Regions from separate parts of the Homo sapiens genome. Here region 1 is linked to region 2. Evidence: read pairs that join two places in POLR2A ChIA-PET (ENCODE). Cell type or tissue: PC-9. All regions are shown on one strand.

Region 1 (2,500 bases), 250 kb after region 2:
CGCCCCGGTCCCCCGCCCGGGCCGCGAGCAGCCCCTCCCCCAGTCCACACCGGAGGGAGGGAGAGCGCCAGTGAGCGAGGGAGCCGGAACGGGGCGCGAGCCGCCACCAGTTCGCTTGGAAACGGTTGCCACAGCAACGGGGTTGCGCTCCCCGGCAACACGACTGCGGGGCGGCGACGCCCCCTCCCCCTCCCTCCCCCCTCCCCCGACGCGGGCCCACAGCCCGGGGGTGCAGGGGGAGAGGGGTGCGCGGCGGGGGCATGTCGCCCCTCTGGCCCGGCTGGGTGTGCCTGCCTCCACAGCCCGTCGAGGGTGGGGGTGGGGGCGAACGGCCGTGGGCACGAGCTGGCTCCCACGTGGCTGCAGTCGTCGCAGCAGGGCTCCTGGGGTGGCTGCAAACGTGGGGGCGGCCCAGCCCCTGGGCTTGTCACGGGAGGAGGAGGCATGGAGGCTGGCGCTGGGGTCTTTGCCCATAGACCCCCCACCCACCCACCCACCGCCGCCACCACCTAATCGCGCCGGCCCTGGACATGGCCTGAGCCGAGCTGGGTTCCCCAGGGGCGACGTTTCTTACCAGGGTAGAGGAGCGAAGCTTGCATCCCTCCTCCTCCTCACGGCCGAGGCACGTGCCAAACCGGGCATGGGCCCGCGGTGAGTCTCTGCTCCGTGTTCCTAGCCACCATTCTCCAGGGAGGGGTGGAAGCAGAGTGGGCAGGAGCAGAGGAAAGGATATTGCTGACCCAGGGAAGCTGAAGCCCAGGCCAAATGGGAGCGACCCAGCCCATTGTCTGGATCACAAGTGCCCCTTTCTTGTCTGAGCACAATGCCCCAACTGTACTGAGTAGCATGCAGGTTGGCCGGCAGGGAGGCACGCGCCACATGGAGGTGCCTGGTCCGCCAGGGGAGCTCCTCTGGGAGGAGAATGGCCTCTGACTCAGAGGAAATGACCTCTGGCTCCCCTCCCAACCTCCCCTCAGCGGGCATCATGCTGGAGAGAGAAATGGCCCTCCTGCCAGCTCTCCCAGGCCTGACTCAGCAGATGCCAGCCCCGACCGCGGGCTTCAGATCCAGGATCCCAGCGACCACAACCGTCCTTGGGTTTCCTTTCCCATCCGGGGAGGCATCCTAGAGGTGACTGGCATCTGGGGCATTGGAGGCCTTGGCATAAGATGCCCTTAGATGGGTGGTGCCCTGGAGGTCAGGCCTGAGTCTCCTGCAGGCAGGGGCGCCTGGGGAATTACTCACGGGTGCCTTTCATTCCCTTCCTGCTCTGTGAGACCTGTGTTGAGTGCTCTGCATCCATTATCTCCTAATTTTTTTTTACAACAGTTGCGCAAGGTAAGTTTATTATCCCCATTTTAGAGATGAAGACTCTAAAGGGAGGCTCAGGGAGGTGAGTGACTTGCCCAAGGTCACACTACCAGTAAGTGGCAGAGCTGAGTCTACACTGCAGGCTTCTCTGGGGGCAAAGCTCCTCTCTGCCTGCTAGCTAACTTCTCTTGTAACCCAGGAGAAGAACTGTAGAGCCTTCTTCCTTCACTTTCCTCCAGTGAGGACATTCCCTGTCTTTCGGGTCTTGGTACATTTTTCCTTCTTCCAGCTAAATCAGCCACATTCTTGCTCCCCCAGATGCATTATAGGATGGGGCCAGCTTTCTCCCTCCCTTCTTCACTTCCTCCCTCCCTCCATTTTCTCCGGTGAGACCAAGCAGCAAAGGGCTGCCTCAGTCCCCTGGGAAAACCCCAAGCCCTGGTCCTCGGCTCATGGGCTCCATGGCCTGCTCAGCTTGCAGTCTTGGCTGTGGGAGAGAAAATTTAGCAAAGATGGGTCCATGCACTGCTGCAGCCTGTGGGTGCTCAGTCTAGCTCCAGGCATTGGAAACCCACATGCTTCCAAGGATCAGGGGGGAAATGGAATGAGTGAGGCGGGCCAGGGAGCCGCTCAGCTCCAATCTTTGTCACTGTGTGAAATGTGGACTTGGTATGACCTGACTGTCCAATTTTCAAGATGAACCAGAAATCCAGACCTTTATATAAAATCTCCTGGATTTTTAAATGTTGGCAATTAATCAGAATGTTTTTAAAAATGGATTGTGAACATGGATTGTTTTTAAAACATGTCTGAGAACTGTGTCCAACCTAAGGGTCCTGTGTCTGAGACCTCTGGTCCGTGGGAAAGGGACCGCAGGTTTTGCTGGGCCGCCTCCAGGCTGTGTACACTGTGACACCAGGGGCTGCTTTCTGCATTTGAGCCTCTTGAGGCTGCAGGGTGATCCCTCATCAGAGGGAGTTCTGTTGTCCCCTCGGCACCCTGGTCCTACTGCTGAAGAAACTCCAGCTCAGGTATGGGAGTAGCCAGGATGGGATCACATGGCTCGGTGAGGGCAGAAGCCAGATTTGAGCTCAGGCCTACCCCTCGGCACTCTGCATGTTACCCAGGCTGCCCCCCACAGGGTGTCACCATCACGCCCGTGGGGCCGCCTCCCCTGGGAGGTCAGATC
Region 2 (2,500 bases):
TACAAGCGTGAGCCACCGTGCCGGGCCAATTTTTGTATTTTTAGTAGAGATGGGGTTTCACCATGTTGGCCAGGCTGGTCTTGAACTCCTGACCTCAGGTGATCCTCCTTCCTCAGCCTCCCAAAGTGTTGGGATTACAGGTGTGAGCCACTGCACCTGGCCTGAAACTTGATTTGAGCTGTCCTTTTTTCTGTTAGGATGGTAGTGATTTTATTTTAGTTTTAATATATGTATTTTAGTTTCTGAAAGTCAGATGTTGGTGAGATTCAGAAAAATCAGCTTACTCTCTGCTTTGCTGTGATCCGCCACATTCTTCACTCCTTTCAACAGGCAACCAATTGATATTAATTTTTGTTGTTGTTGTTGTTGTTTTGTTTTGAGACGGAATCTTGCTCTGTCACGTACGTTGGAGTGCAGTGGCGCAATTTCGGCTCACTGCAACCTCTGCCTCCCGGGTTCAAGCAATTCTCCTCCTGCCTCAGCCTCCAGAGTAGCTGGGATTACAGGTGCGTGCCACCATGCCCAGCTAATTTTTGTATTTTAGTAGAGACGGGGTTTCACCATGTTGGCCAGGCTGGTCTCAAACTCCTGACCTCAAGTGAACCACAGGTCTTGGCCTCCCAAAGTGTTTGGATTACAGGCGTGAGCCACCACACCTGGCTGATATTAATATATTTTTATATACATAATGTTTTTTCATATAAATTATATTTTTATTTACATGAGTAAATACATACTTCTTAGTCATCTTCCACGTCTTTCCTTTATCACAAACAGAACATTGTATATTTTGCAGCTTGCCTTTTCCACTTTGTGGAGATTTTTTTCATATTTTTATTATTTATGTATTTGTTTATTTTTCTGAGACAGGATCTCATTCTGTTGCCTAGGCTGGAGTGTAATGGCATAACAACGCCTCACTGAAGCCTTGATCTCCAGGGCTCAAACAGTCATCCAACCTCAGCATCCTGAATAGCTGGAATAGCTGGAATAGCTGGGAGCACAGACGTGTGCCACCACACATGGCTTTTTTTTTTTTTTTTTGGGTGGAGATAGTGTCTCCATATATTACCCAGGCTGGTCTTGAAATCCTGAGCTTAATAAGGGATCCTCCCACCTTGGCCTTCCGGAGTGCTGGAATTACATGTGTGAGTCACCATGCCTCTTTTTTTTTTTTTTTTTTTTTTTAAAAAGGATGATTTCTCCAAAGTAGAATTCCTGGATTTGATTTTATATTTTGAATAATGAGGTGCCCAAAAACCTTTATAAATTTTAGTGTCTTTTTTTTTTTTTTTTTTTTTTTTTGAGGCAGAGCCTTGCTCTGTCTCCCAGGTTGGAGTGCAGTGGCACAATCTCGGCTCACTGCAAGCTCCACCTCCTGGGTTCACACCATTCTCCTGCCTCAGCCTCCCGAGTACCTGGGACTACAGGTGCCAGAACCTAGCACAGTACTAGGTTTTGTGTCTGGGCGCAGTGGCTCACACCTGTAATTCCAGCACTTTGGGAGGCTAAGGCGGGCAGATCACCTGAGGTCAGGAGTTCGAGACCAGTCTGGCTGACATGGTGAAACCCTGTGTTTACTAAAAATACAAAAATTAGCCAGGTGTGTTGGCATGCTCCTACAATCCCAGCTACTGGGGAGGCTGAGGCAGAAGAATTGCTTGAGCCCGGGATGTGGAGGTTGCCGTGATCCAAGATCACACTACTGCACTACAGCCTGGGTGACAGAGCGAGACTCTGTCTCAAAAGAAGAAAATAACTTAGTGTGTTAAAAATTTAATACCTTGACCAGACACGGTAGCTCATGCCTATAATCCCAGCACTTTGGGAGTCCGAGGTGGGAGGATCACTTGAGCCTAGGAGTTTGAGACCAGCCTTGGCAATACAATGAGACACTTTCTCTTTAATTCAAAAAAAATGTTGATACCTTATCCTTTGTGACCTGTCTGGATATTTAAATTCTACTACTAGAAAACTCTGAGTCCTTCTTTTCTAACCTCCCTGTCCCTATGACTGCTGGTTTCTTACTCATTAGGGTGTCTCTCTCTCTCTCTCTCCTCGTCTCTCTTTTGATTGAGGGTCTCGTTCTATTGCCCAGGCTAGAATGCAGTGGCGTGATCATGACTCATTGCAGCCATAGCTTCCCAGGGTCAAGCGATCTTCCCTCCTGTGCCTTCCAAGCAGCTGGGGCTACAGGCATTCGCCACTATGCCTGGCTTAGTTTTTAATTTTTTTGTAGAGACAGGGTTTTGCCTTGTTGCCCAGGCTGGTCTGAAACTCCTGGGCTCAAGCGATCTGCCCGCCTCGGCCTCCCAAAGTACTTGGGATTACTGACAGGAGCTACCGCACTCAGCCTATTTATAGTGTTTCTTATGCATACTAGTTGAGTCCATGCTATTTATTTGACAAATAGTAAATACCTTGTATAGATTGAGTACTGTGCTAGGTTTTGGGATTCATTATTGGGCCATACATCTATACTGCTTGCTCTCATGAGAAA

The links. ChIA-PET counts read pairs that join two places held together with the same protein. Peaks named below come from ENCODE experiments on the same cell type or tissue, not always from the same donor. Only the 100,000 strongest peaks of a DNase experiment are listed, where the experiment ranks them.
Region 1: POLR2A ChIA-PET joins it to region 2 with 36 read pairs; 3 of 35 experiments call an interaction of 5 or more read pairs at or near these places.

The regions. Positions count from the first base shown.
Region 1 is chr5:177,447,070-177,449,569 of GRCh38, forward strand. All of the region lies in intron 1 of PRR7 (proline rich 7, synaptic), which reads left to right. PRR7-AS1 (PRR7 antisense RNA 1) reads right to left here and starts at 875. Exons shown (of 3, transcript NR_038916.1): 1 at 575-875. RefSeq lists a silencer at 1-459 and enhancers at 402-1,030, 2,068-2,500. In PC-9, no CTCF peak of the experiment used is centred here; a DNase peak (open chromatin) is centred at 1,012; H3K4me3 peaks cover 1,665 bases; H3K27ac peaks cover 1,923 bases.
Region 2 is chr5:177,193,415-177,195,914 of GRCh38, forward strand. The region is part of intron 3 of NSD1 (nuclear receptor binding SET domain protein 1); the gene reads left to right. Among named protein-coding and RNA genes, the nearest start is that of NSD1, 61 kb to the left of the region's middle. In PC-9, no CTCF peak of the experiment used is centred here; a DNase peak (open chromatin) is centred at 1,047; H3K27ac peaks cover 673 bases.